Regions from separate parts of the Homo sapiens genome. Here regions 2 and 3 are each linked to region 1. A link is a loop called in an ENCODE intact Hi-C map of the cell type or tissue named here. Cell type or tissue: PC-9. All regions are shown on one strand. Links, peaks and the distances in the headings refer to the core of each region. The heading gives the core; the rest is flanking DNA. Region 1 has its middle 77 kb from the start of SASH1. Region 2 has its middle 150 kb from the start of SASH1. Region 3 overlaps SASH1 (SAM and SH3 domain containing 1).

What was found. Peaks named below come from ENCODE experiments on the same cell type or tissue, not always from the same donor. Only the 100,000 strongest peaks of a DNase experiment are listed, where the experiment ranks them.
Region 2: a loop joins it to region 1, with 10 times the contacts of the local background. A loop is called at or near these places in 8 of 110 quality-filtered maps.
Region 3: a loop joins it to region 1, with 3 times the contacts of the local background. A loop is called at or near these places in 3 of 110 quality-filtered maps.

Annotation. Positions count from the first base shown.
Region 1 is chr6:148,260,155-148,270,620 of GRCh38, reverse strand. It overlaps a transcript of SASH1 not described here. Among named protein-coding and RNA genes, the nearest start is that of SASH1, 77 kb to the left of the region's middle. RefSeq lists an enhancer at 5,521-6,074. In PC-9, for the core only: no CTCF peak of the experiment used is centred there; DNase peaks (open chromatin) are centred at 5,390, 6,520 and 7,430; H3K4me3 peaks cover 689 bases; H3K27ac peaks cover 2,415 bases.
Region 2 is chr6:148,186,712-148,197,177 of GRCh38, reverse strand. It overlaps a transcript of SASH1 not described here. Among named protein-coding and RNA genes, the nearest start is that of SASH1, 150 kb to the left of the region's middle. In PC-9, for the core only: no CTCF peak of the experiment used is centred there; DNase peaks (open chromatin) are centred at 4,667 and 5,207; H3K4me3 peaks cover 1,996 bases; H3K27ac peaks cover 2,500 bases.
Region 3 is chr6:148,404,103-148,414,568 of GRCh38, reverse strand. All of the region lies in intron 2 of SASH1 (SAM and SH3 domain containing 1), which reads right to left. Among named protein-coding and RNA genes, the nearest start is that of SASH1, 66 kb to the right of the region's middle. In PC-9, for the core only: a CTCF peak has its summit at 6,578; a DNase peak (open chromatin) is centred at 7,078; H3K27ac peaks cover 1,014 bases.

The DNA.
Region 1 (10,466 bases), core at 5,173-7,672:
TGGAGTATATATCTACAATTCTGGCTGATAAAGCAAGTTTTAGCCAAAAAATTGGATCTGAAGGGTCAAGAAACCCACTACCTTATGTAAATTAGATGCCTAGCTTTTTTTGGTTGGGGGGTTGACAGGTTTTTAGGGAAACAATCACCAAAGGCATAACTCCCCAATTTTAATTCTGCTCATCGGTATCAGTAATGCACTTATTTAGCAATTAGGATCAGTTCAATACAAAAAAAAATTTTAAAATATTAAAGTCAGTAAGGAAAAGCATATATTGCCAGCGAGCAGTGGGTGGTTTTGATAGCTGGCAGGTAAGGTGAGGGATACCCGGGGTGGAGGATAGTGTGGTTTGGTAAAAGAGCACCGGCTTATGAGTTGGGAGACCCAAGATCTAGTTCCAGGGCTGCCACTAACTAGCCCTGTGACCTTTGCCACCCTCTTCCCTGTTTCTGGCCTGTTTCCTTGTCTATACCAGGAAGGTCTTAGTCTGTCCATCCTCTTGCTGTCCCAGCAACCAAAAGAGAAATTCTGCCCCGTTGAATACAGCTTTTGCTATAGAGTTTGGCTCTTAGGAGCACAGAAGCCAAATCTATAACATCAGTGTATATCGGTCTATGGTGTACGGCAGAAAATAATTGTATACTGGGAGACAGCTAACTGGGAGATGATCATTTTCACACTTGTGGGAGGTACACACTCACCTGCCAAATACCAGTAAAGTCCTGTTCCAAAGACCATCGTCACAATTAAGGTTTTCTTTCCAGAATTTATTTTCATTTATCAGCTATGATTTGAGGATACAGGAACAATCTTTAAAATAATCATGTATAATACTACTGTTGAGGGTTGAATTGTGCCCCCCCACACCCCTCAGATTCATATACTGAATACCTCAGAATATGACCTTATTTGAAGATAGGATCTTTACGGAGGTAATTAAAATCAAATGAGGCCATCAGGGTGGGCATCCTAACATGCAATCTAACAATGCAATCAAACATGCAATCTGACAATGAAATGACTCAACAAAGAACAGGAAAGTATAAAAAATTACAACCCTAAACAAACTAGTTGGGGGTGGTGGCTCACACCTATAATCCCAGCACTTTGCGAGGCTGAGGTGAGAGGATCGCTTGAGCCTGGGCAACATGGTGAGACTTTGTCTCTATAAACTATTTGAAACATTTGCTGGGCATAATGGTGTGTGCCTGTGGTCTTAGCTACTTGGGAAATGGTGGTGGGAGGATTGCTTGAGCCTAGGAGGTTTGTGCCACCGCACTCCAACCTGGACAGCAAAGGAAGACCGTATCCCAGAAAAAAAAAATTAAAAAAGACAAAAACCAATTGAGAGGGAGGGCACACAATTGGGAGTGCCCATAGCTCTGTTCTTGCTCAAGGTATCATGTGCACTAGCTCCTCCATGGGGCATGGGACTCCAAGCATTTATAGTATACCTCTTATTAATGATAAGGACTTTTTCCAAATGTAAACAAACCTGGCAATAATGTCTTGTTATTTCATACTATTAAAAGGTAGGCTACAGTGATATTCTCTATTAAAACACTTTATCAAAAATAAAAAGAGATAAAAGAGATACTAAGAAATGGGCATGGTGAATGCACATGAAAACAAGTGCTTATTACATGAAACGAGTGGCTATAATTTCCAAAGACATAATTCAAACTGGATCCAGCATTGTTATTCCCCAATGCCTTATCTGACAAAGTTTAGAACTGAGTAACCGATATGAAGCCATTATAAAGGAAATGCAAATATCTGAAACTCATCTATTTATTAAAATCAATCTCCATTATCTTTCTTCTTAAAAAGCTTAGAAATAAATATAGTCTCTGAATATTGACAGTATTTGTGGCTCAAACAAAGCTGAGATGAAGGCTGGACTCAAAACAGTGCAAGAAATAGAAAGGAGAAAATATTTTAAGGTTAACTACTTAGGCCATGCAGGTAAATGTGACCCCAGAGGGAACAGAATTCCACAAAGCTTAACTTTTCAATGACAACATGAGAATGTTCAGCAGAAGCTGATAGACCAACCATTCTGTCAGTTTGATGCTTTCAAAATGGTAGATGAGGGAAATTGCACAGAGTTGAGCAGAGTTTTACAACTTGCATATCAGCAGTTGATTACATTTTTTCTTGATATTTTCCACTTTTCTGCGACATAGTAGCTTGTTTGTATGTTATTTACATTAAATGTTATCTGCCTATCTTTCCCATGTGAGCTTCAAGTAATAGGGTAAGCTTTATAGAACTGTGCAATATTTCCTTTTGAAAGAAAAATAATAAAAATTTAGTTGTGTCTGTACCACCTGGAGGTCAGCTCTCTTTGTGGACATCAAAAAGCTCAGCTTATTATTTTATTTCACAATATTTGAATATTTCTTTTTAAATGAAAGATTCTTTCTGTGCATTTCCTAGCATCCCAAATTGTTTGATTCAGAAAAGTTTCTTATCATTGCAAATCTCTTCAGTCAGTCAAAATTTCCTGAACTAGAAAGTTCAGGAACTAAACGGAACTGAGAGGCTGGTGATGATTCCAGCACAGAGGAATAGCTAAAAGTCGTATTATTTATTGTTCATGTAGTGGGTTAACACACATTGGCCTTTCGTTCGTGGGATTCATAAAGTTTCACATGGTTTTGAGATGATTCAAGGGTGAAGACTTTAAACAACATCCCTTCCAACTCTCAGACTATGATTCAACACATTGTTTCTCATAATTGCTTGCTGTTAAGAGTCAGCTAAGGATGCCTGTTGAAAATAGACTCCACGCCCCCTTCCCTTCGAAGGCTGATTCTGCAGGTATGGTGGGACTCTGGGGCTCCTTATCATTGGGAAGGTTTAAGAAACATTTTATTTCTTGACTCTTAATGTTGGATGGATATTGGAATCACTTGGGGAGCTTTACAAAAGTAGCACTGGGGCCGGGCACGGTGACTCATGTCTGTAATCCCAGCACTTTGGGAAGCCTAGACAGGCAGATCATGAGGTCAGGAGATTGAGACCATCCTGGCTAACACGGTGAAACCCCGTCTCTACTAAAAATACAAAAAATTAGCCGGGCGTGGTGGCGGGCACCTGTAGTCCCAGCTACTCGGGAGGCTGAGGCAGGAGAATTGCTTGAACTCAGGAGGTGGAGCTTGCAGTGAGCCGAGATTTCGCCAGTGCACTCCAGCCTGGGCGATAGAGTGAGACTCCATCTCACACACACACACACACACACACACACACACAAAGTAGTACTGGGCCTGGGTCCCACGGAAGAGATTCTGGCTTAGTTTATGGTGTGGCCCGGGCATTTGGATTTTTTGAAGCTTCCGGGTGCTTCTAATTTGCAGCCAAAGTTTAGAACCGCTGACTTGATTGAAACAATAGCCAGTTATCTGTAACATATGTGAAAGCAATATCTAACATTTCCATTAAGACATACAAAGTGCTTTTACAGATGTGTGTCTTATTTGAATCCTTGACAACCTGGTGAAGTAGGTTAGAGTTGGTTATTATCTTTCCTTTACAGGTAAGCGAACTAGACTTCAGAGAGGTGAAGTAGTTTGATGGAGGACCACTCGCAGCAGAATTCTGGAACTGCTGAGGTGTACCTTAGGCATGCTACTACCTCACTCTCTATGTGCCCTGGCTCCTACTAGCTCTCCGGCTTTCCCAGCCTCCCTTTAAAAGAAAAGAAAAGAGGCCAGGCATGGTGGCTTACACTTGTAATCCTAGCACTTTGGAGGCTGAGGTGGGAGGATCACTTGAGCCTAGGAGTTCAAGACTAGCTGGGGCAACATAGTGAGACATCATCTCTACCAAAAAAAAAAAAATTAAAAAAAAATTGGCTGGGCATGGTGGTGCACACCTGTAGTCCCAGCTACTTGGGAAGCTGAGGTGGGAGGATCACTTGAGCCCAGGAAGTTGAGGCTGCAGTGAGCCATGATTATGCCACTGAACTCTAGCCTAGGCAATAGAACAAGACCCTGTCCAAAAAGAAAAGAAAAGCTCTCTTGTTTCTAGAGCTTCTCTTACGTTGGAATTGTTATTGATAATAATACAACAGCAGTAGGAGCTAACATTGGGCCCTTTGTATACATTGTGCTAAGAGCTCTACATGCATTATCTTAATTGTCTTGAAGACTCTGTGAGGTAGGTCATATATGTTATATCCCCATTTTATAGCGTAGGAAACTGAGTCTTAGAGAGTAACTGGCTTGCTAAGGGTCATATTCCTATGCAAACATTCTTCTTATTTTATCTAAGCCTTTTCTTATTTTCCGTTCAGTCAACCAAATTTCAGCAAGTGGCAGAGAGGAAAAGAATCAGGTAAAGTATTTCTGAGCTGGGCACGGTGGCTCACGCCTGTAATCCCAGCACTTTGGGAGGCTGGGTGGATCACCTGAGGTCAGGAGTTCGAGACCAGCCTGGCCTACATGGTGAAACCCCGTCTTTACTAAAAATACAAAAAATTAGCTGGGCGTGGTGGTGGGCACCTGCAATCCCAGCTACTCAGGAGGCTGAGGCAGGAGAATTGCTTGAATCTGGGAGGCGGAGGCTGCAGTGAGCTGAGATTGTGCCATTGCACTCTAGCCTGGGCAACGAGAGCAAAGCTCTGTCTCAAAAAAAAAAAAAAGAATTGCTGAATACGCGATGATTGACAATGACAACTTCCTTGAATTGTATTACCACTTCTAATATGGGGACTGGATTTTTAAAGAAACTTCTGGAGCCAGTCACGCAAAAGCATGAGGATCTAGTGCTTGAAGGATTCAGTTGGAGAATCATGGGTTGTTAATTCCTAACTAACCCTGCCTTTCCAGAGACAGCAGTAGTTCCCTGAATTAAGGCCTAGATCTGGCATCAGAAGGCTTGGGCACAGGTCTCAGATGGCTTTTTTTAGCTGTGGGGTCTTGAGCCAGTCCTATCCAGGACAAAGTTTTATGTTCTGAGTGAATCAGGCCAAGTTGGAACATTAATCAATGCTCTTATGTCTACTTTTCTAAGGTTTGCAAAACGCTGAGCATATTTTTTTGTGGTCTCAGTATTCAGAGCTCAAAGTACATCAGGTGAAGAACCTGGAATCTACAAGTTCAAGAGGCATGGGGAGCACCTTGGTGAGGTCCACAAACTCTTTGCAGAAGTTCAGCACAATTTTATGGTGCTAAAAAGAGAGTGAAAGATGTAAAAGAACAGAATTTCTTTATCCATCCAATATATTTATTTTCCTTCCTCCCTCCCTCCCTCCGTCCCTCCTTCCCTCCCTCCTTCCCTCCCTCCTTCCCTCCCTCCTTTTTCTTTCTTGGCAGGGTCTTGTTTTATCACCTAGGCTGGAATGCAGTGGAACCTGCTTAGCTCACTGTAGCCTTGAACTGCTGGGCTCAAGCAGTCCTCCTGTTTTGGCCTCTGAAGCAACTGGGACTACAGGTGTGTGCCGTCATGTCTGCCTTATCAATCCAATTTCTAAGACTGTCATTTTGTGTGGGAATTCTAGTTCCTCTTTGCAAACTGGAGGTTATATAAAAATCAAGGAGAAATTATTCTATTATATATACTACAAAGAGAATAATGACTACTAAAGCTTAAATTTATAATGCATTATGTAATACATAAATCTCAATTTATTCAGCAAATAGTGAGCACGTGGTCTGTACTAGACACTGGGAATATAATGGCCAAGGCCCCTACTTTCATGAAGCATGCTTTCTAGATGGCCATAGATAAAGGACAAGTGCAAAAACAGATTAGTAAAACAATAGCTGTGCTCAATTTTTCAAAAGAAGCCAACAGGGGGTCGAGATGGAGGTTGTTAGGAGAGGTGATGGAGCAGGCAGGCAGAGGTGACATTTAAGCTCAAAGGATATGAAGAGGCCAGCTGCTCTGAGTGTGGGAAGAGAAACATAACTGGCAAAGAGGTTCATAAATGAAAAGTCCCTGAGGTGGGAGAAAAAAGGTTGATGTAGCTGAGAAACTGGAAAAAGTCAAGTATGACTGGGTGTGGACAACATGACAAGAGGCCACAAGGCTCTTGAGAGGCCGGGTTGTATAGCCCTCATGGGCAATGGTGAAGAGTGTGAATTCTATTTGAGACCCAATAAGAAACCATTGAAGAATTTTAAGCAGAGAAACAGCATGATCTGATTCCAGTCTTCATGTAATTCTTGTGGTGTTTAGAGAAAGGACTGGAAGATACTGAAGACAATAATGACCTTTTTCTTCCCAAGCAATACTTGTTAGAAAAAGCAGAAGTTATAATCTGCTCATATTTTTAAAGCAGTCTTCTATGAACCTAATCCTTCATATTTTTGTATGGGTAAGAGTTGTTCTACATTCCCAGCTGGGACAGAGATATAGATATATAGACCATTGAGCTTTAACCTGCCCAACCATGACAGGAATGCATTTCACAAGACCTTTTTTTTTTTTTTTTTTTTCGGTCAAAATAAAAGATAACAGAGTCCTTTCAAATCACGTCATTGAAACGCATACCTTCAGGTCTCCCTTTCATCAGAGAAAGGTGTTGAAAGTTACATCCAGCCCTATGTAACCTCCTTAAGCCTCAGGTTGAGCCCTAGGGGCTCTTTGCTTGCTGGTTTTGTACAGGTAACAATAAACAAAACGACACCTAGGATAAATGATTGTCGTACAAGTGTTACTTTCATTATGATAGAGCTCTTAGCATCCCCAATATACATAAAAGTTAAGACATTCAGATTTCCTCCGGACCAGCTCAGAAATGAGTCCTCCACCCTCAGTCTTCCATTTCCACCATCCAGACAGGGGCAGGAAAACAGTAACATTCCTTCTAACACGGAGTTAGATGTGTACAGATGGTAGTGGACAACTGACACATTTTACAGCTCTAAAAGTCCAACTCTCTTTTCCCTGTGACAGTTTCTTTTCAGGTTCCAGTTCAATGCAAAGCATATTTCCATGGTTGAGTTATGAACTCCAAAAACGGGGGCTTGTAATGGAAATGCAGACAGACGCTTCGCCTTAGCTGTGCTTCTGGGCACCGCTAGAGTCATCAGTTTTAATGAGAGCTGTTAATATCACCTCCATCAGAATGGTTGCCCTGGGCTGACTTTCTGGGCTGTGCACAGGTGCTCTTGGCCAAGAATGTAATGTAGGTTATTACATTATCAATGAGGCACAGATGTGCTTTCTGACTGAACTCAAGGTGGTGTTCTGGCCAAGTGCATCACTCTTTCAGTGGGCCCAGGTCTGTTTGTATCAAAATGCTGTTCTAGCTCAGTGAACCTCAGAACTGCCTTCTGCTTCCCCAGGACACGAGTTCAGAAAACCTGCTTAAGAATGCAAGGATGGGCTCTCCACAGGCAGGCACAGGCTTTCTCAAGAACATGAAACTTGTCCTGCCACCTTCTGCTTCTTCGGGGAAGGCTTCAGTTACTGCATATTCATTCACTGACTCATCAGGTTTTTCTTGGGCACCTGTCCTGTGCCAGGTACCCTGGAGGAGTTAAGGGTGATCCTGCCAAGGAGTCTGCCTGCCGTCTCTCTGCAATGCTGTCTGCTGTTTCTGTCCTCTTCCAACTTCTTCAGAATCATCTCTCAAAACTTGCATCTCCATTGCCTCCCCCAGAGGTTCCAGTGCTAACATTATGGTGTTTTTTCTAGTGCTGAATGTTTGCCTGAATTTACAACCCCAGCAGCTCCGTTCCTCTAAGCTTGAAACCCCCATTAATTGGGCTTTTACTTTCTTTCTTTCTTTTCTTTTGAGACAGAGTCTTACTCTTGTCACCCAGGCTGGAGCGCACTTGGCTCACTGCAACCTCCCCCTCCCGGGTTCAAGCGATTCTCCTGTCTCAGCCTCTCAAGTAGTTGGGATTGCAGGTGCCTGCCACCATGCCTGGCTGATTTTTGTATTTTTACTAGAGATGGGGTTTCCCATGTTGGCCAGGCTGGTCTCAAACTCCTGACCTCAGGTGATCTGCCTGCCTCGGCCTCCCAAAGTGCTGGGATTACAGGTGTGAACCATCTTGCCCGGCCTTCATTGAACTTTTTCTTATTCAACTTGCTCCCTGGGATCTATCTGAGTCTGACTTGAAGCCAGATTTTTTGTAAAGCTAGTAGCTGCAGGTCCTGCAGTTAGCCTAGTGGCCTGGCTTGACACTGTCAAGCCAACAGGGAGCTTGGGTGCTGAGAACTGGCTTGGAAATGCCACATTGGATGCAACACCACACCTGTCTGTGTCCTCAATGAGAGGTCCCAGAAGTTTGTTAGGGAGCGCATGATGACTCAGGAGGAAAAATGGGTTCTCCTCTGCATGAGGGAGACATTTAGAATTGATCTTGACTTTGAGAGTGATATTGCCGTGCTGTTCAGGAAAACTGATATCTTATACAGGAACTAAATAGTGGGAAAGGAGACCACCGCACTCTACAGCACAGCCTCCCTACTGTCAGTTCAGTTTTAAGCACAGAGGTGAAAAGACATGAATAAGACACTGGGAAATGCGTGCAAGCCCGTGCGTGTGTGTGTGTGTGTGTATGTGTGCAGTTTGTGTGTGGGCCTGGAGAAGAGTGCAGTGTTTTCATGAGCATCTGAGTGCACGAAGCTGGGGGAAAACATGAAAAAGGCACGGTCAAGATGGAGTGTGATTCAATTCTTCCATCCTTTTGCTTGTTGCATGCCCCTCAACTGTTAACCAAAGATGACAGAAAGATCCCGAAGACAAATGGATGTCCTTTTCCATTTCCTTTCTGCCTACCCAAGCCCATCCCCCACCATGCCTAATTTCAGATCACTTCCTCCTTTCTCTTATTCCCATGCCTTTTCTACTCCTTGTTTGACTGATGGTTTGGCAGGGGCAGCATGAAGGGGCTGATGGCACTAACCCCGTTGTCTGTCCCCCATACCCTGCAGGGACGTGGCTGTTGTGGCAGAATGCAGGACTGTCATTCCTGCAGCCCACCTCAGAGCCCCAAAGATATGGGCTGGTGGCAGCAGTCCCCTGGTGGCGCTGGGACTGTTCTACATGGCTGGCCTCGTTATGAAGTGAATCTCTTGACAGGCAATTTGTGTCCGCCACCTGTATCTAGAAATCCTTTGCTAAGGCTGAGAGATGCTTCCAATCTCTCCTCCCAGGTGTAGCTTTCATGACGTGTTCCACTTCCACTTACCATATAAATTGCCCTGTTTGCATTTCCATTCAGTCCTTGAAATATTCTGATCACCTCTCCTTTCTCATAGGGAGAGAGGCACATGTTTTATAAGTAGGAGAAAGGCAAGGACATGGAGACCCAGCAGATGATAGAAAGTAAGAGTCAAAGCGACACAATTCCGACTCAGGAAGCTTGGGTGGTACAGCCACTCCCTCCAATGAGGAGAGGCTGTTTGGATACAATGCAGAGGTGTGAGGGTTGACTATTCTATCTAGGGATTTGCTATGGACTTTCTTTTGTCAAACACCAGGTGGAAATCTTCATGGTGATTAACTCAATAGTAGAAAATTTGGACAATATATTAGTATTTAAAAAGCCCTTATGCCGGGCGCAGTGGCTCACGCCTGTAATCCCAGCACTTTGGGAGGCTGAGGCTGGCAGATCACCTGAGGTCAGGAGTTCGAGACCAGCCTGGCCAACATAGTGAAACCCCGTCTCTACTAAAAATACAAAAATTAGCCGGGTGTGGTGGCACGCGCTGGTAGTCCCAGCTACTCGGGAGGCTGAGGCAGGAGAATCGCTCGAACCCAGGAGGCAGAAGAGGTTGCAGTGAGCCAAGATTGCACCACTGCACTCCAGCCTGGGCCACAGAGCAAGACCCTCTCTCAAAAAAAAAAAAAAAAAAAAAAAGCCCTTATAGGAGATTTACCAAACATTATGCAGATTCTAAACAAGACACATGAGAAACTGATTAATGTTATTATATTTATATATCACATGCATAAACTCTATCATAAGATTTTTTGGGGGGAGCAACTATAAGATTATTTACGTGATAATTTAAGCAATATTTTAAAATAATCTTTTTTTTTTTTTTTTTAAAGACAGGGTCTTGCTTTGTTGTCCAGGTTGGAGTGTAGTGGCATGATCATAGCTTATTGCAGTCTCAAACTTCCGGGCTTAAGTGATCCTCCTGCCTCGGCCTCCCAAGAGCTGGGACTACAGGCTGTTCTACCATACCTGGCTAACTTTTTGATTTTTTTGTAGAGACGCATTCTTGCTATATTGCCTAGGCTGATATCAAACTCCTGGGCTCAGATGATCCTCCCACCTTGGCCTCCAAAGCACTGAGATTACAGGCATGAGTCATGGCACCCAGCTTTAAAAATAATCTTGATTTAAAATAGAAACACTTTCCAACAAATATTTCATAATATAAAAATTAAGCTTCTTCAAATTTCATGAAAAGTGAGAAAAACATTATGAAAATGGTATCCTCTGACCTCTGTTCTTTTAGTATTTTCAAAAGATTATATATTTCAAATATATATG
Region 2 (10,466 bases), core at 4,032-6,531, 72 kb after region 1:
TCTAGAATCTTCAGAATCCAATCTACCTTGCCAGACTCATTTTCCCTAAATGCTGCCTTTATCAAGCCATTCTACTGTTCTGACTCCTTCCACGACTCCCATGTCCTACCCAGTCTAAGATCCTCTGTTTGGTCTTCAAGACTCTCCAGGATCTGCTCCATTCTCTATCTTTCCCCAGTCCCTCACATCCATTTCCTGTTCAATCACTCAGCAGTATCCTGTCACCAGAGGCGTTTCTGCCTCCCAGCATTTACTCGACACCATCATCTCCTTCATCTGGATGCCTATCCCTCTCCTTTCCAAATTCTATCCATCAATTTCCATCATGAAACCTTCTTTGACTCTTCTGGGCCTCACAGACTTCCCTGACTTCAGACTTGCTATTCCACTTAATTTCTGAACCATGCCGTCTGCCACTCAATTATATATTATTCTGTTCTCTAATTGTTTCATGGATGTTTGTCTTATCTCACAATTATATTTTGACCTTCCTGAGTCAAGATCACGTCTTCTTCCTCTGTATTCTCCATAGAAACAGCGGATTTAGTCATAGAGGCTGGGCTCGATGAGCACTTGCCTGATGCTTCAATGAGGCAGGTATTCAGATGAGCTCACTGGGAGAAAGAGGATGGTGGCAAAGAAAGATGGCTGGGGTCTCTTGGGAGGAGATGATCAGACAGGACTATGCAGAGAGTTACCACTGTCCACTTTCCCCAAATAATCATGCATGGCCATCATGCCCTCTGCTACCTGCACTTTCATATATGGTTCGTGCTTGTTGAAGCTGTGCTAGGTTGAATTGTTTCACTGGGTTGTATGCAAGGGGAGACCTAATCTACCAACTGTCCTGGACCAGCACATAGCCTTGAGACTTAAAGCTGCACTTGGAGGCAAGCTTCTGAATTTGAGCTCCCAGGGGTTACTATTATCCTCTTTGAGAGAAGCATGATCCAGTTATGTCTGACATGAAAGTGAACTTCTAAGTGACTCCAATATTCTGCAAGAGTGAAGACATTCAAGAACTCAGATGCACTAAGAGCAAAAAATGATGAGAGAACTCTTGATGGAAGAACCACTCTGATCCTCCTGGTGGAGAAGGCTGAGAGACAATGTCCAACATTCTGTAGGAAATCACCAGAGCCTTAGATTTCTCACTCCCAGCCCACTCATTAACCAGAGAGCACCAAGCCTGTTATTAAATCTCTATGTCTCACAATCTACACAGTTCAGATAACAACCTGCTGACCACAGGAGAGGTTGGGTGCATTAATTATGATAGAAAGCCACTGTGGAAATATACCAGGCCCTCCAAAATCCATTTCTGTTGGTTCACACAGGTTGAGTAGCCATTGGTTCATAGTAAATTGCAGTCCCTCCTGCCCTGGGCTGTGCCTGTCACTGGGTGTCTGTGCTGGCAGGTAATCTGTCCATGACACAGACTAAAAGGCGCGTAAGAGAGGCTAATGAGTTGCCACCAGCTCCCCGAGGCACCTTCTGGGGCTGCTGACTTAGCTCTCTCACGGGAAGCCACCACCCACCTGCCAGGGGAACTGGTGACACATGTAGTGGCAGTGCTGGAGCCGGGGTGAAAGAGAGTTTCAAAATGAGGGGAGAATTTTCAAAATGGCAGTTTGGACAACCATGATTTAACAAAACAAGAGGCTACCTTGAATTTGCATGGTAGCTGCTTATAAGTCCGATAGTTCTCTCATGTGACTATCTGATTTGGAAAACTCCTTGAGCAGTTCTGGGTGGACAGGACCAATGCCTACGTCTCAGTCCTTTGTGTATTTCCTGAGCATCGGCCTCTGCCCAGTCCCCATAGGTTTAGGACTCTGGAGCCAGTCAGAGCCTGCTGCTACATCAGCTCCCAGCTCCTTGGAGCACAGATGTTCCTCTCTGCCTGGAGGACATGCAGAAAAAACCTTTTTAATTTTTCTATAGTTTGTCAAAATGAACTCTTAATAAAAATAAAGACATTTAAAAAAACCTAAGTATTGTAAGAGCATAGAAATGATTGAGTTTCCAGAATACAATATATTGATGTGCTTGCTAAGTAAACGAGTGAAATAATTGGATAAACAAAAGTAAATGTATTAAATGTTTGAATATTGATCTAAAAATTGTGCTTTTTAGTTATGTTTAGAAATAATAATACATTTTTTTACCCTCCTTTCTCCAAAGACATCACACAGAATGGCTTACCAGCTCAGATATAGCATTATAATTTAAGACATCAGAGATACTGAACATTCTTTTTTTGTTTTGTTTTGAGACGGAGTCTCGCTCTGTCGCCCAGGCTGGAGTGCAGTGGCGCGATCTCGGCTCACTGCCAGCTCCGCCTCCTAGGTTCACGCCATTTTCCTGCCTCAGCCTCCCGAGTAGCTGGGACTACAGGAGCCCGCCCCACAACCGGCTAATTTTTAGTATTTTTAGTAGAGACGGGGTTTCACCGTGTTAACCAGGATGGTCTCGATCTCCTGACCTCGTGATCCTCCCGCCTTGGCCTCCCAAAGTGCTGGGATTACAGGCACGAGCCACCGCACCTGGACCTGAACATTCTTTAATGAATAGAAGTGACTACTTTAGAAACCAATGTTTCAGTATGCTCACAGAATAAACTTAGTGTCATAAAAGATGGTAGTATAGGTCATACTGCCAGGGAAAAGACAGATGAGTCACATCGTTGCCACGAAAAGATAATTTGTTATACCATCCAATCTAAAAATTACCTGTTTGCAACAGAATTTTCTATTTCCAATGAAGCTGAAATTTACATTAGAAAGGAGAAAACAAAATGAAATTTTATGCTATGAGACAGTGAAGGATAACTAAAAACAAAAAACCCACTGGAATGGGGGGTGGGGTCTGTGATCTTGTAGCCAGACTATGGGTTGTTTGGATAGAGGGACTTCAGTTTACTCCACTATAAAATGACATGATCATCTAGAATCACCAAAGTCAGGGAATCTCTGCATTCTTTGATGCATTCAAGACTGTACCAAGTCATCTAAAGTAAACTCAGCAGTTCTTGGTCACATAAAGGGAAAATGGCAGGTACGAATATGTTCAGTTCAGAAATCACAAAGGTTAGTCTTAGACATTAGAATCCTCCTTTATTACACCCTTCTGATCATGTTTATGTATACACACCTTAGAGAAAATCTTAAAAGAGGTACAGTTAAAGAAAACCAAAAGTAAAAATCCAACACAGAGTTCCAAGAAATGCTTCATTTATGTTAAAAATCTACCTTAGAATAATTCCTTTCCACTAGTGAACCATATTGCTTCCACAAAGTCATAAAGCCTTACATGCCCATAGCTGTTAGTATTCTTCATCAATAGAATTAGAAAAAGTTCCTGCCAAACAATTCATTCAAAGCCATTTATCACTAACAAAATTTGATATGTAGAAGGCACGTTTCACTTAAAGTAATAAGCAAGAGTACAATCCTTTGATTATAAATTCCCCTTTCATCTTATTTTATAAAAAGCCACAAGGAAAATGCCCAGCATGATGTCCTTGATATTTAAACACTTTATTCAACTTACCATTAGTTTGCTCCAAAACTCAGCTTCCCTTGTAAAATGCTCCATAGTGAAGGGATAAATTTCTTGTTCTGCCTTGTCAAATGTGTCACTTGTGCTGCTCAAGTGACTGAGCACAGGGAAGCAAACATTTTAGCCAAGCCACTTTCATAATATTGACTGTTGCATTCTCTCATAGCTGGGAGTCTTGGGAGAAATGGAATTTACATATGTGGAGGTAAGAAGGGTGTGGGCATTTCTCACAGTTATGATTCAAAATCGAGATATGTCTCATTCAAGAAGATAATAATATAAATCAAAGAAGAAAAGTATCCCCTAGCATTACTGCCACTTATGACAAGGCAACTGACACTGCCATGTGCACAGGCGCCACGCCTCAGTCATCATGCCAACAATAATCCTTCAGTGGGTGGTGACGTTTCCTTCTGGCATTTTTTTTTGACTCTAGTAATTATAAATCTCTCAGCTCACTTTAAGGTGTGTTCGGTACACAAGAATGGACACCTGGAATGCAAGTAGAAGTGCAAGCTCAGGAAGGCAACTTCTGGCAATCCTGCAGGCAAAATTAACCAAAGTTGGCTACCAAGTGATTCATGCTCCGTGCTACTTTGTTAGAACAGGTCAATTAGGATTTTAAACAGCCATATAAAAATATAGGTGCTTATAATATTCTCACTTTTTTCTGAAAAGAGGCAGGAGAAGATAGAACGTCCTCAAAATATCCTTGAGAGCTGGATCTGTGGTTATCATCTCAGGCACAACTCATCTTCATCCGTGCTGATTAATGATACTCAAAAGAAACATTCTTATAAACAGAGAAGTCTAACGCTCCTACCCACCATTCCTGCAAGTGGAACAAAAATGGAAAGGTAGAACCCAGATGAAGCCTGATGGGAGAGACCTGGAAGAATTCTGGTCCTTTCTTTCTGTGGACTTTACACTTTCAATGAACGTTTCTCGGACATTTGGATCCAATGAAATTGCGAAAGGTTATGAAGAAAAGAAAAACTCAAATGCAAAAACTGCTTTTACCCTTTAATAACCCTTCTCCTGAGTGTTCTAACCACATCTCCCTTCCTTTGCCAGTTCCTAAGTCCACAGGCCTTACTGTGTACTGGCCCTTTGTAGCACAACATAACTGCGGTCAAATGCTGAGCTTTACCTCCAAAGCCTGGAGTGGAAAATCAGAAGCCAACATCATATTGTTCCAATGTGGAATTCACCACTTGGACAGTTTTTCTCCTGCAGGGAGAGTCCATCCCTCCCACATCTACACATGAGTAGGGCTTTCTAAAATGTTTAGTTTTATAAAATTTTACCCAGGAAAACAGTTATGTCTACTGCATTTTCTCTAGTCCCTGGCTATGTCAAATTAGTATTAGCTTTGCCAGATTAACTGCTTAAATGCACGAAAACAATTATTTACAAACCAAGAGACCCAGAAGAATGCAAACCTGGTCAAAAAACAGTAACTTTTCAAGAGGAAATATATGATTTTGCTGGGGAGATATCTAAAAGTCCTTGTTGACTTTCCTTCCTCAGGAGCCTGGGGAGGGCTACCCTTAGCTTAACCACTTCATTAACCTCTGGGCCTTCAGAACCTGTTGTACGAGTCCTGCCTCATAACCGAGTCCACCTCTGTGCTGGTGTCTGTGACTTGCTGAGTCACTTTTGCATACTCTGCAACTCTTCCAAATAGGTGAAACAACTATTTAGGTCTGGCAGGGAGTTTTCTTCTTTCCTATTGGTGAAATCTCATGTTCTATCTGGCTTAACATTCATTTCACTGAGTACAGGCACATGTACTTTTACAAAGATATACTTTTGAAAAGCTACAATACCTCCATGATTCTAAATTGAGTCATATTTTTGGAAAACTCAAGGACATCTTGATACTTAAAGGAATCCCTGGCATATCCACTTGTAAGCTTTTACAACTTTTGCAAAACCACTTGCCAAATGAGTGTTTTACAAGTGTGGGATTTTATAGACTGTGTTTTACTAAATTGAGGGACACCAGCTTAGCCCATGTGGCCTATGACGAACTCAGCTAAGGTCATTGGAGCACAAAAGTGGCTCTACAGGTAAATACTGATTCTTTTCCAGAGAGAGTTATTGAAGTTTTTTAGGCCAGGCACTGTGGCTCACGCTTGTAATCCCAGCACTTTGGGAGGCCGAGGCGGGTGGATCACTTGAGGTCAGGAGTTCGAAACCAGCCTGGCCAACATGGTGAAACCCCATCTCCACAAAAATACAAAAAAAAAAAAATAGCCAGGCATGGTGGCATCCGCCTGTACTCCCAGCTACTTGGGAGGCTGAGACAGGAGAATCGCTTGAACCCAGGAGACAGAGGTTGCTGTGAGCCAAGATAGTGCCATTTGCACTCCAGCCTGGGCAACAGAGCAAGACTTCATCTCAAAAAAAAAAAAAAAAAAAAGTCTTTTTGAGTATTAGTGACTTTTACTTGTGTGCAGACAATTTACAGGAAAAAGGATGCAAAATCAATTTACATTTTCTAACAAATTAAAATGATTTTAAGAGCAATCTGTAAAGGGTGAGTCAGTGGTGCCTTGAAAATGAACCTTTAACCTTCCTGCCCCTTTCTTACAAAACCAAGGCATTGAAAACCCAAAGTTTGGCTGGGTGTGGTGGCTCACATCTGTAATCCCAGCACTTTGGGAGGCCAAGTCGGGTGGATCAGAAGGTCAGGAGATTGAGACCATCTTGGTCAACACGGTGAAACCCCGTCTCTACTAAAATACAAAAAAAAATTAGCCGGGCGTGGCGGCCCATGCCTGTAGTCCCAACTACTTGGGAGGCTGAGGCAGGGGAATTGCTTGAACCAGGAGGCAGAGGCTGCAGTGAGCCGAGATCGTGCCATTGCACTCCAGCCTGGCAATAGAGTGAGACTCCGTCTCAAAAAAAAAAAAATAAAATAAAATAAAAAAAGAAACCCCAAGTTTCTTCTCTTTGCCCGATGTTGATTCAATTTCTTGAAGAGCAGGCTAGATGCTCCTGAGGAATGCAAAGTGCTATGTTTATCACTACCATACATATTAGCAACAGGGTTCGGAGGTTTTAATTTAGAGTTTTTCCCCCTTTTTCTCCTTCTGTGTATTTTTCTCCTTTTCCTATGTCTCTCCATGCCTCCGCGCCTTAGTATGGTAGAAAACAGACCTAGCGTGCAAGGCTTCCTGGTGTTTTCTAAAAGCCTGATTTCCAAAGGGGAGATGGAATTTGAGGAAAGAATGTCTCTGTGAAACAAGCCATGGTGGGTGTGGTGGTGCTTTCATGTAGGAAAACACTTCCCCTGGTCTAGGAGGAGGGCGAGGTGCAAAGGTCGTAGAGAAGCATGGCTCCCCGGCTTTCTTCTGGGAGGCAGAAGACCCTAGGAAGGAAGACTTAAGGGATGTCACAGGAAGAGAAGTGATGGGACTGGGATTCACAGCCTCCACAAAGATTCTCCTACTTGCAGAGGTCATGGAGGAAGCAGAGAGCTGCTGGGCATCAAAGGGGCCACTGTGGTCTGGGACAGTGGGGTGTGCTGGTGAGACCATAGTCAAGGTGGTTTGCCTTACTGGGTATTGTATAAGCTTCCTTAAATCTGGTGCAGCTCTGGGAAGGAAAGGAGAGCTCAGCAATGACAAAAATGAAGAACAGCTAGGGGCTCACAGTGGCTTTAAAACAAATATAAATGTTTGCGGACAAAGATTCATACCGGGTACTCATTCTGGTGCCAAACACTGGGGTGAGGCCAATTTTTTGCTCAGTTTTTTGAGGAGTAGGCAGGCAGAGTCATGTCCCTAGCATTATAACTAGAGAACCAGAGTGTCCTACCAGACAGTGCTGTGTGTAACTTTACCCCCAGACTCAAGGTCATCCAGAAGTCTTTGCGGAGTACCTTGACTCTACCACTGGGATCCAAGGTGTGGAGTTTACTGCTGTTGTTTCCTGACCCTGAAGAGTTAAGAGGCAGAGGATGAAACAACAGATTGTGAAATTTCTGAATTAGAAGAGATTATCACGTTAATTTTGATTTTGGCTTTTGAACTGTAAATGACAGACAGCACATCCTTACCAAATAAAATCCTATGGCAGAAAAAAAGATGCATTTAGTCCATATGTGGTGGCTCATGCCTGTAATCCCAGCACTTTGGGAGGCCAAGGCGGGTGGATGGCCTGAGGTCAGGAGTTCGAGACCAGCCTGGGCAACATGGCAAAACCTCATTTCTACTAAAAATACAAAAATTAGCCAGGCATGGTGGTGGGCACCTAGGAGGCTGAGGCAGGAGAGTCACTTGAACCTGGGAGGCAGAGGTTGCAGTGAGCTGGGATCGTGCCACTGCACTCCAGCCTGGGTGACAGAGTGAGACTCCGTCTCAAAATAAATAAATAAATAAATAAATAAATAAATAAATAAATAAATAGATCCATTTAGGATCTCAATGACCAAGTACCCCACCGGACCATAAGCATGGAACTGTCACCCCAGAAGTCAACCTGGCCTTGTTCTTCCAGTGTTAAGCACAGTGGTTTCTGAAAATGTATTGCAAGTATTGCCTATGTTCATTGCCAAATAGTTTCCAGGACCACTGACAGATGTAAATAGAAAACAAAACTAAACAGAAGCCCTGCCATGATGGTTTGAGCCTATCAAACAGAAAACGGATCTTCTTCAGCCTTCTTTAAGTGATCCATAGAAGTGTAACAGATGAAACTTACAAAACCTTACATGAGTACCAAGAGCTAAACCTTAACTCCCTCCTATAGGAAGCCACACAAATACAGACAAGCAGAGCCAGCCTTCTCCCTTCATGGAAGGAAGGTATTAATACACAGAGCACAAGAGCAAAAGAGGAGGGGAATGGATGGCCTATGTGTGGGTGTGAGATGAAGTATATGCCAAGGCTGTGTCTTCCTTTTCATCGACTGTTTCCATAAAAAGTGTAAGAACCTGGCAATTGTCAAGTTGCTGTGGTCAGCTACATGTTGTCCTGCGTTAGGTTGCTGTTGGTGGACACTACGGGATCCCAATATGCGTGGAAAGGTGGTCTATTGTCTTGCCTCTGTCAGTAGAAGATGGTGAGTGAGGCCAGGAAACATCCAGAAGAGGATAGACCCTCTTACCACAGAGCACAGGCAGGGGCCTGGGGAAAGGTGTAGATACACTCTCTGCCTATTCTCCAGGTATTGGACATTGGGTATGCAGAGTCCCTGAAGGAAAAGGAGAAAGATCTGCTCATGGATAGAATATTCATGTGCTACACACATTTCTTGCTTCCTCTGTAGCCTAAAGATGGGTTCAGATCTAGCAAGCCTGGTAGTAGTGTGTGAATCTTTTCTGGAAATGAATCAGGTCTAATTTAAAGTGCATTTAAGATGCCCCTCCAGGCTGTAATCTAATCTCAAGATCAGCATGAACTACTGGCCTGGGAATATCAACAGGGTCTGAAGAGTTCTTGATATTTTTAAGAAGACGGGAAAGGAGGAAAAGATTTTGAACTAAAATTTGTTGAGTACATGCCATGTTCCTAGCACTTTTTAGGTGTTAGCATTTCATTGTCTTCACAACCCTGTGAAATAGACATTATCTTTCTTTTACTGAAAAGGAAACTGAGGCTCAGAGAGTTACCTGGATTTCTCACGGTCAGTCAGCTGGCAGTAGTTGTAATAGTGAACTTATTGGAGGTGGCTGAGCTGCTGGTAGTAAGAAGACCACAACTTCTCTAAGTGCTGGGAGCTTTAAATACCTATTTCATTTAATTGTCCAATAACCAAGTAAGGTCTATGCCAATTGCACAGTTTGAGAATATCAGACTGTTTCAATAACATGACTGTGGTCATTTAGATATTAAACCAGGATCCACACCCAGGCTGATTTGCTTCAAAGTTCATGTCCTTTCCATTATCTCGTAATGCTCCTTTCCCTCTAAGTTGTAAATAATGATATTGTTCTTTTAAACAAAAGGTAAAAGTCTAACCAGAGGATGTCTAAGAAGGCCTTGGATAAAAAGTTGGTAGAAGTTGCTGTGTGCTACAGTCATTGAAAAGATGCAGGAAAGACCTATCTCTAGGTTGAGAAAGTCAAATTGATTTATTTCATATAAACACAGAAGTTGTGCCAAGGTTAAATTAAATAGTGATTGACAATGGTTGAAGACCACAGGAGAACAGATATCCAATACTATCTGGCCGATACTGCTTTACTTATTCATAGTTCTTTATATTTTACTCTGAATTATATTTCGCAGCTTAAAATATAAATATTAGAGATAGGTTTATTAAAAATGGGAAAGGGATAATTAAGTAGAAAATGTCTCAGTTATTCATGCCTCTCCGAGAATCACAGTGTCAGGATCTTGGAGCCTAACTACAGACATAGTGCCAGGTACAGAGTAAGTCTCTGGAACATCACAACCCAGCTCCCAATGCCGAGGGTGCTCTCTGTCAGAAACAGAAGCCCTGAACTTGCCTCCTGTGCCCCTCCTGCCAGGTGTGGACATGTCAGGGCACAGTTATTTGGCAATATCTCTCTGCTGTTTTGTTCGCTCTGCTCATTCCTTTCCTCGAAGAAAGCGAAGTTAATCATTAAAACAAGTCACCTATTATTTAAACAGCTTCTTTGTTTCTGATGATCTTAAAATATATTTTTGGAATCAAATCTACCCATACAGAAAGTCAAGCAAAATGTAGTCTAAAATGTGCTATAGGGACAGGGTCTAAATTTCTTGGCAATAGCTGATAAGTTGATTGAAACCAGATTTGTGACCCACTGTTAGCAATGATAGAGAATCCTAAAGGGTACAGTTTGGTCCCATTTTGTACTGATGCAATCTTCTTGCTTTTGCATTACATTCTAACTCTGCTTCTGATGGACAAAGATGGGGGTGCCAGGATATGGAATCCTCAATTCTCAT
Region 3 (10,466 bases), core at 5,130-7,629, 140 kb before region 1:
CAATAAGTATGTGTTGGATAAACTTTTTAATATTATTTCCCATAGTTCTCACTGCAGCCTCCAAAGGTAGGTATGGTGTTTATCTCCTTACAGAAAGAGAACCTGAAGCTCAGAGAGACTAAATCACTTGCTCATAATCACATAGCTAATAAGTGGCAATGCCAAGGTTTCTACCCCAGTCTACCACCTTCCTGCATTCACCCTCGCCCTCATCCTGAACCATTCTGCTTGACTGCCTAAGAGTCTCTTACATTCAATTCTCTGCTAAAGACATTTGCATCCACAAAAGTGTCCACATGAATATACATATGGGAACACGCCAGAAATTCTTCCCATTATATTTTTTCTGACTGTGCCTTAAGACCTAATACTCAGCATGCCTTGGTTCTAGAACCTAATTATTTTAGTGCTTCTTTTATTTCCTTACATAATAATTTTTGTTTTTAGTAAATATCGTACTGACAAAAGTACAGACACAAATTTTATAGGACAACTTGCCCCTGCTGTAAATATTACTGATGTGCTCCTGGCTAAGGAGGGTCCCAGAAGTGACCCAAGCTTCCAGTGTTTTCCATTCTCCAAAGAGGGACGGTTACCATTCTTCAATGGTTTTTACATAGACTTCATAAAAGGGAGGAGTGATTCCCCATATATTTATTCTTTTTTTTTTTATGCTTCGTCATCATTCTTTTCTCTTCCCTTTGGCATGTTCATACAACCAGGTTCAACTCTCCCCATAGAAAGAAGAGGGGAGCAGAAGGAGAGGCCCGGAGAAGGAATGGGAGAGGGGTAAGGGGAGAAGAGGGAGGAAGGAAGGTAGGGTGGTTCATTCTCTTATTGTATCCATTCCTTCAGAGCCAAAAGTGCAAACTTCTTGACTAAATGTTCTACATCAACGGCCTCGATTTACCTGACATTGATTATTTCAGGCCACACATCAAGCTAGGTGCTAAGAGCACAATGACGAATGAGCCTGGATGCATTTCTTTCACTCCTACCGCTTCTCTTGAGCCCGCATTCCACAAGAATGTCCCAGCAGCACCTCAAATACATATCGTAAGATGAGCTCCTGATCTTTCCCGCACATTCTCCTTCCTCCTCCCCTTTCTCCCTGTTAACAGCCACACTCCCCTCCCAGCATCTTCAGTTAGCCCTATCCATTCCAATTTAGGTCAATCGAGACCTAAATTCCTCCAACAAAATATTTCTTCTGTTCGTTTCCTCATTTCCATTTCTACACTTAGTGTCTTTGCTCAGCCAGCAGCAATACCCTTTGGACTGCTCTTCCTCCTCCCAAGAGCATAATCCTTGGGTCATTCTCCCAATCAAAAGTTTTCCTATGTCCCCTCTTAACAACAGAACAATGTCAAACTATTAAACTGGCATTTAAAGCTTCCACATTATGGATGGAACCTATTCTCCAAGTCACTTAGTCTCACTAATGTAACTGAAACTGAACTTCTCTAAGTTCCCTTGAGCATCCTAAACAAGATTCAAACTAATCAAATACCAAAGTAGCTCAAATTACTAAATTAAAAGTAAAGAACTGTGCATTCAACAAGAAATCAACACAAACAACAGGTTTACAGTTTCCAAAATGGTAAATATTTCCCTACAGAGTCTCATCATTAAAACTTCAGCAATATTCTGATACACTGAGCTGCTTTAAGGAACACGACTTTTCTTTTTTCAACAGTAATGATTTTCCTATGACCCTTTCTCTGTATTCTTTATGACTTAGCATCCTAGTGATATAGTTTGGATGTCTGTCCCCTCTAAATCTCATATTGAAATGTGATCCCCAGTGGTGGAGGTGGGGCCTGGTCGGGGGTGTTTGGGTCATGGGGGTGGATCCCTCATGAAGAACTTGCTGCCCTCCCCATGGTAATGACTGGGTTCTTGCTCTATTCGTTCACCAGAAGCCAAGCAGATTCTGGTGTTGTGCTTGTATGGCCTGAAGAACCCTGAGCCAAATACACTTTTCTTTAGAAATTATCCAGCCTCAGGTATTCCTTTATAGCAATGAGAGGCGGACTGATACGCATAGCTTTTAGGGAACTCATTGCAAACTGACATAACTATGGTACAAATTCTAAGTTGAAAAACGAAACACTAAATGCTTCATCAAATCACTTTATATCATTTTTTAAAGCAACTTTTTCTTTCATTCATGGATGCTGTAGGTGTAACTATAATTTATTAAATAATTATTCTCTCAAAACCCCACTGCCCATTTACATACCTGCTACTATTACCAGGAATAGAATGAGATACAAATTGAAATTTATGTGAAAAACAAACACTAAGTGCTAAATAAATGTAAAATAAAATAAAAATAAAAGTGATTTCTTAAGTGAACCATAAATTTCTCAATCCTTGTATCAAAATCTAGCCAAAATAATGCTTCTGATTTGCAAAAAAATGGAACCACCTTAAACATCTTCAAATACATATATATATATTCCTTCAACATCTCAACTACAAGTTACAACGAGTCATGAGTGGCAACATTCAGTGTGGCTTCAGGCCATGAAAGGGTTATGCAACAACATAAATTATATCAAAACGGAGATTCAGTATTTGAAAAACTGATGAAAAATCTATCAAGAGTGAAACCTCCATAGAGACTTGGGTGAATATTCCCATTATGGTTTTTGGGAATAAATTTTCAAACAACTGAGAATTTCAAGGGGGATTTTATGATTCATATTAATTTCATCAAGTTGGCTGAGCACAGTGGCTCACGCCTGTAATCTCAGCACTTTGGGAGGCCGAGGCAGGCAGATCACTTGAGGTCAGGAGTTCAAGACCAGCCCAGACAACATGGTGAAACTGCGTCTCTACTAAAAGTACAAAAATTATTTGGAAGTAGTGGTGTATGCCTATAATCCCAGCTACTTGGGAGGCCAAGGCACAAGAATCGCTTGAACCCGGGAGGCAAAGGTTGCAGTGAGCCAGTATCACACCATTGCACTCCAGCCTGGGCAACAGAGTAAAACTCTATCTCAAAAAAAAAATAACACTAATAAATAAAATAAAAATTCATCAAGTTTTACAGAGACAATTACTAAAAGGCCAAATGGCATTTCTGTTTTCTTTTATAAAGTTTAGATACAGCCTTGTACATGCTGAGGATTCAATATATGTTGACTGGATATAATTGCATAAGACTGAACTCCATAAATCTTGTCTTCTATGTTATGTGCGTATGTTTACTGGGGAAATATTTTTATATTGTATTTCTCTTGGTCCCTAGGGTACCTGTAAGGCTCAATCAATATTTAGTGACTGATTGAATCACAGAATTATATATGTAACTAGAACTAATGAAGTAGATAAAACAAAAATACAAAAATACAGACCTGGAAGGCCTTTTTTTTTTTTTTTTTTTTTTTTTTTTTTGGAGATGGAGTTTCGCTCTTGTTGTAGGCACTCAGGCTGGAGTGCAGTGGCACGATCTCAGCTCACCGCAACCTCTGCCTCCTGGGTTCAAGCAATTCTCCTGCCTCAGCCTCCCGCATAGCTAGGACTACAGGCATGCGCCACCATGCCCAGCTAATTTTGTATTTTTAATAGAGATAGGTTTTCGCCATGTTGGTCAGGCTGGTCTCGAACTCCTAACTTCAGGTGATCCACCCGTCTCAGCCCCCCAAAGTGCTGGGATTACAGGCATGAGCCACTGTGCCCGGCCGCCTTTTATGTCTGTCACAGATGTGTGAGCAAAGCTTTTATATTCTACTACTGGGTAGCCTGTGGCACTACAGCGTGTTAGTTCACAGTGAGGTCCTCCTTACAACTAACCCACCTTACACTGAACACTCATATCTAAAGCAACATGGTTGTTTATTTCCTTATGAAGTTTCTGTTTACTACGGAATGTCACTTTAAGTGCAACTTATAATTAGGCTTGTCCTATACAGAAAATGTAATCCTAAAAATTGTGATTCATTGGCTTACAGGAAAATATGGCTCTTGTCTCAAGAGAACTAATTCTGAGAACTTTAAGAACTTTCTGGGATAAGAAACACCTGCTCTAGATTACTAGTAATCTCTTTTGAGATTTGAATATGCAACCATTAAATGTATCACTGTGAAGTACTGCCTTCCACAAATGTTACCTTTTCCTTATAACAAAAACATACAGCCGCCCCAACATTTCAGCAGTTTCTTACGGGGAGGGCTCATCAGGACTGCTCTGTTGGGAGGCCGAGGCAGGCAGATCACAAGGTCAGGGGTTCGAGACCAGCCTGACCAACATGGTGAAACCCCGTCTCTACTAAAAATACAAAAATTAGCTGGGCGTGGTGGCGGGCGCCTGTAATCTCAGCTACTCACGAGGCTGAGGCAGGAGAATTGCTTGAACCCGGGAGGCGGAGGTTGCAGTGAGCCAAGATCGCGCCACTGCACTCCAGCCTGGGCAACAGAGTAAGACTCTGTCTCAAAAAAAAAAAAAAAAAAAAAAAAAAAAAGGACTGCTCTGGAAAACACCCTACCTAGTTCAATGTCCCTCTTGCACAGGTACCCTCACACCTTCTATTTTAAGAAGAAATCAAATTTGTGTCAAGATAAGAGCATGTTCCCTTATAGTCTGGGGTGAAAGTTATTCTCCTTTTTTGTTGTTTGTTTGTTTGAGATGGAGTCTTGCTCTGTTGCCCAGGCTGGAGTGCAGTGGTGCAATCTCGGCTCACTGCAGCCTCGCCTCTGCCTCCCCAGTTCAAGCGATTTGCCTGACTCAGCCTTCCGAGTAGCTGGGATTACAGACACGTGCCACCACGCTCAGCTAATATTTGTATTTTTAGTACAGATGGGGTTTCACCATGTTGGCCAGACTGGTCTCGAACTCCTGACCTCATGATCCGCCCACCTAGGCCTCCCAGAATGCTGGGATTACAGGCGTGAGCCACCACGCCCAGAATTGGTCACTTGATACATACTTTGTGGCTGCTTCCAGCCGTTCACATTTATTAAAAACACAAGAAAATCTCTTTCTGTTGTCTGACTTAAAATATGGATTGCAGTTTTTAATGACAATCTTGAAGTCACTAAGGTAAGAAATTTCTTACATAGCCCTGAGGTGGTACTGGTAGAAGACAGCCTCTCCTCTCTTGCCTTAGCAATATGGATGGCAGCTTTCAGAGTATTTCAGACACTTTCAAGAAAACAAAACTGAATTTGAGAGTTGATTTACGCAGGAACTGAATAAACTTCTACATTTAATATTGTTAATCATAAAATACCATCTATTTATGACTCTTTATAATTGGATATCCAGTTAATATCTGTTAAGCTTCTGCAAAATACAAGTCACCGTGAGGCACAAGGCACTATGGCATATGGTCTGAAGGACACAGAGATGCAACTTAAACCCAGCCATCCAGATGCTTAGAATTTGGCAGAAGAGATGAGACAAGCACGTGAATAATAATGCATGGTAGGAAAGCACAGACACGACATGAGAAGTATCATAAAACTGCAATGCAGGTACACAAGGGCAAGAGCCACTTAGCTTGGGGAACCAAGAAGAGCCTGCAGAGAAAGCGGCATTAGAGCAGGGTGGAGTGACAAGCATAGCAGGTGAATGTAGCCGAGTGACAAGTGTAGCGGGCAAAAAAGGTGGTGGGAGGGAGGCAGGGGCTGCCTTTTTCTCCAAAGCAAATCACTTCAATTTATGCGACTATGTGTAAACTGCAAGATAATGAAAATAAGGGGACACCTTACACCATATGCAAATATTAACTCAAAGTGGATCAGAGGCCTAAACGTAAGACGTAAAAGTGTAAAACTCTTACAAGACAACATAGTGAGAAAGGCTCACAACACTGGATTTGGCAATGATTTCAGTGGATATGACACCAAAAGCACAGGCAACAAAAGAATAAACTGAACTCCATCAGAATTATGAAAACGTTTGTGCATCAAAGGACACGATCAAGAGTGAAAGGCAACCCACAGAAGTGAAGAAAATATTTGCAAATCATATCTGATAAGGGATTCATATCCAGAATGTATAAAGAACTTTATACATGGAGTTGGATTGAAATAAACTTCTTTTATACATTGAGTTGGATTGAAATAAACAATCCAACTCATAAATGGGGAAAGACTTGTGTAGACATTTCTCCAAAGAAAATACACAAATGGCTAATAAGTATATGAAAAGATGCGCTGGGCGTGGTGGCTCACACCTGTAATCCCAGCACTCTGGGAGGCTGAGGCGGGCGGATCACAAGGTCAGGAGTTCAAGACCAACCTGGCCAACACAGTGAAACCCCATCTCTACTAAAAATACAAAAATTAGCCGGGCGTGGTGGCGGGCACCTGTAGTCCCTGCTACTTGGGAGGTTGAGGCAGGAGAATCGCTTGAACCCAGGAGTAGGAGGTTGCAGTGACACAGCAAGACTCTGTCTCAAAAAAAAAAAAAAAAAAAAGGAAAGATGCCCAACATCACTAACATTAGGAAAATGCAAATCAAAACCATAATGAGATACCATTTTATGTCCATTAGGATAGTTATTATCAAAAAGGAAAAAAAAGTGTTAGCAAGGATGACGAGAAATTAGAACCCCTGTTCCCTCCCTGCTGGTAGGAATGTAAAATGGCATAGCCAGTATGGAGGTTCCTCAAAAATTTAAAAGTAGCTGGGTGCGGTGGCTCACGCCTGTAATCCCAGCACTTTGGGAGGCCGAGGCGGGTGGATCACCTAAGGTCAGGAGTTTGAGACCAGCCTGGCTAACATGGTGAAACCCCATCTCTACCAAAAATACAAAAATTAGCCAGGTGTGGTGGTGCGCGCCTGTAGTCCCAGCTACTCGGGAGGCTGAGACAAGAGAATTGCTTCAACTCGGGCGGCAGAGGTTGCAGTGAGCCGAGACTGCGCCACTGCACTCCAGCCGGAGTGACAGAGCAAGACTCCATCTCAAAACAAAAACAAAAAAATTAAAAGTAGAACTGCCAGATCATCCAGCAGTTCCACCTCTAGGCATATTCCCAAAAGAAATGAAAGCAGGGATTTGAAGAGCTATTTGTACACTCATGTTCATAGCAGCATTACTCACAATAGAAAAATGATGGAAGCAACCCAACTGGCTGTTGGTGGATAAATAAACAAAATGTGGTATATGGGACAAGGAAATATTATTCAGCCTCAAAAGGGAAGAAAATTCTGACACATGCTACAAGACAGATGAACGCTGAGGGCATAAAGCTAAGTGAAAAAAAACAGTCACAAAAGGACAAATACTACATAATTCCACTTACAGGAGGTATTGCGAATGGTCAAATTCATACAGACAAAAGTAGAATGGTGGCTGCCAGGAGATGTGAGGAGGGGAAATAGGGAGTTGTTTAATAGGCACAGGGTTTCAGCTTTGCAGGACGGAAAGAGCTCTGTGGATGGTTGGTGGTGATGGTGGAACAACATGTGATTATGCTGTCACTGAACTGCAACTCAAAATCAGTTAGGATGGTAAATTTTACGTTATGTATATTTTACTATAATTTTTTAAAATAATTTTTTTTAAAAAACTAAAATAATACAAGATAAACTCAACTTAAAAAGTTCCACCCTCCTCTATACCACTCCTGCCATGGACTAGGCTTTCCTAGACCCTTGGAGCGCCTGATTCTCTCTGCTCCTCCCTTGGAGAGGCTGATTCTCTCTGCTCCTCCCTTGGAGAGCCTGATTCTCTCTGCTCCTCCCTTGGAGCGCCTGATTCTCTCTGCTCCTCCCTTGGAGCGCCTGATCCTCTCTGTTCCTCCCTTGGAGAGCCTGATTCTCTCTGCTCCTCCCTTGGAGAGCCTGATTCTCTCTGCTCCTCCCTTGGAGAGCTTGATTCTCTCTGCTCCTCCCTTGGAGCACCTGATTCTCTCTGCTCCTCCCTTGGAAAGCCTGATTCTCTCTGCTCCTCCCTGCCTTCACTGTCATCCCTGGACTTGGCACCTTGCTTCACCTGTCTCTTGGGGCCAGACCCTGTCTTGCTTACCTGGATCCCCAAGCCCAGCATTCTGCATCTATGCTCCATGATCCCCCACAAGCTGTTGTAGAAGGTGATAGGCATATGTTGGCTGCCTTTTCTGCTGTGTGCTGATGGAGAGGACACTGTTCTAAGTTTGAATACTGGCAAGTAGGAATCTGTATGCAAACTGTAACACTATTTCACATAATGCAACAGATTAAAATAACATTAAACATATTCCAACTGCTTTTATCTACGACTTCTTTTTTTTTTATCTCTTGCAGCTCAGAAATAGATTTTACTCGTATCAGCAATGTTCACACTGGGCCCCCAAATGAAGTCCTTCAGAGGTATTCTTTGAGATTCCTATGACCAGCCAGAACAAACAAGCACAAACAAAAACAAGCAGATTGCTGAATAAATTCAAATCTCACTAAAATGCTGGCTTGTGTTCAAAATTGTCATCTCCTGGGGTCAGGGCAGGTGACTGGCACCCAGCAATGAGAAGAATGCCCATCTGACCTGTTCTACAGCCCTGCCCTACCCTGCCCCATTCTGAAATCGGTGTGGCATAGGCACAGGGCACATCTCTGCCTGCAGAAAATGTCTCTAAGTTTTCTTTTACCATGGAGGCCACTTCCAGCACAAGAACTGGAGTCCAAAGATTACACTGTCGATTTCTGATTTTTTTTCCTAAGTAACAAGTTGCACTTTAAAGTTAGCAAAAGAAGACACATTCCCAGGTCAAACCAGTAAGTGCAGCTTTTCTCATGATGTGCTGGGATACAGAAGTACAGAACTTATCCACCAGGCATAACAAGTTTCTATGGGAAAATGGAGTCAGGGGTCCAGCTGGGGTTTCTAAGATGAATCCACTCCACAGAGGGAAAGAGTGAGTGCATACGGCCTCAGCCTAGAGTCATTACTAGTGGCCATTTTCATCTGGGCGGTAGAGGCAGTGAGGACCCAGAAGTGAGGATGGGCTCTAGGTGGATGGAGAGCCAAGCAATATGAGGAGGGAACAAAGGCCAGAGGTAGCAAGGAAGAAGGCTCACAGGAGTGAGGTGGGGCTGTGCAGAGGAACAGATGGAAAGGGAGAAGGAGCAGACTGCCAGGGTAGTTCCTTGGTATCTTCATTCTCAGCCCTGCTAACCTGAGCCTGGAGTAGAATGCAGTGGGAACAGGGCAGAACTTTCTGTTTTCCTCTGTGCCTTTCAACCAAAACCCCCTAGTCAAGGCGGGAAGGAAGAAGGGACAAGAGTTGGAGGGGAGCTTTCTATTCTCCTTTCTTCCTGCTCCTCCTTCTCTCTCTTTTCCACTTCTCCTGGCAACCATTACTTGCTAATATTCTCACTGGCACATACATACATGCACACAGAGGTGATCACAAGCAGAAGGGGATGCTTAGGTGGGCACAGCTAGGAGACAGGCCTAAGAAAGGCACAGAATCACCCCATGTCCAGGGTGTGGAGTAGGAAGAGGAAAAGGAAGAGGGAAGCAGAGGCAAGAGGCAGAAGGCAGGAGTATCCCCGGTTTGAGCAGTAAGTTCTGCAAGCTTTCAGTCAAGCCGCCCTGTGAGCAGAATCAACTATCTCTTCCTAGACTGTGATGAGCTAGCTTGGTTCCACTCCGCTTCCAACACTGCATTATTATTTTTTCCTCTCTGCTATTCTGCAGCTCCTTGCGACTACACAATACACTCAGCTGTGTTAAACAAAAACACAAAAAGTTGCTGCTGTCTTGGACAGTTCCCTATCAGATGAACAGAAAGGCCAGCAACCATAGCCTGGGCTGGGGCTGGGGGTGGGGTGTTGGAGGGGGACTGGGGACTGGGATGAGGGCGAGGCTGGGGTGGGGCACGGGCTGGGAGAGGGGAACGGTGGGGCTGGGGCAGGAGGCTGGGCTTGGGGGGCAGGTGGTGGGGGTGGGGCTGGGGTTGGGATGAGGGTACGATAGGGCTGGGATGGAACTGGGACAGGAGTGAGGGTGTGGGAGGCCGGTGGTGCTGGGCTGGGGGTGGGGCAGGTGGTGGGGGTTGGGGCGGAGCAGGGATGGGCTGGGCTGGGGGTGGGTAGTAAGTCAGTTTAGAAAGGACTGAAGTGCCAAGCACATTTTTTTTTCTATTGTACCGGTTTTTATGTAGTTTATCCTCAGTGGATCCTGGACGTTTATATTTGTATACCCATTTTAAGACAACAGCCTATCCCTTAGAACCATATTTAAAAAATAGGTTTACATAAGCAAACTTTACAGCATGAAAGACTTTTGTCTTATCAAATACACTTTCATTGGGAGCCTTTCTTCCTCTAATTAGAAGTCTGAACTTGTTAACATATTTTATGTTTTTATTAGCCAGCAGGTTCATTCTGTAATAAAGGCATTTCTTTTCCAGAATTATACTTTCAAAACTTTCTTGCTTAAAAGATTTTTCTCATTAAATATTTATGCTTATTTTTAAAACCCAAGAGTGTAATAAGAAAGCCTCACTTTATGAGTCTAGGAATGCAAATA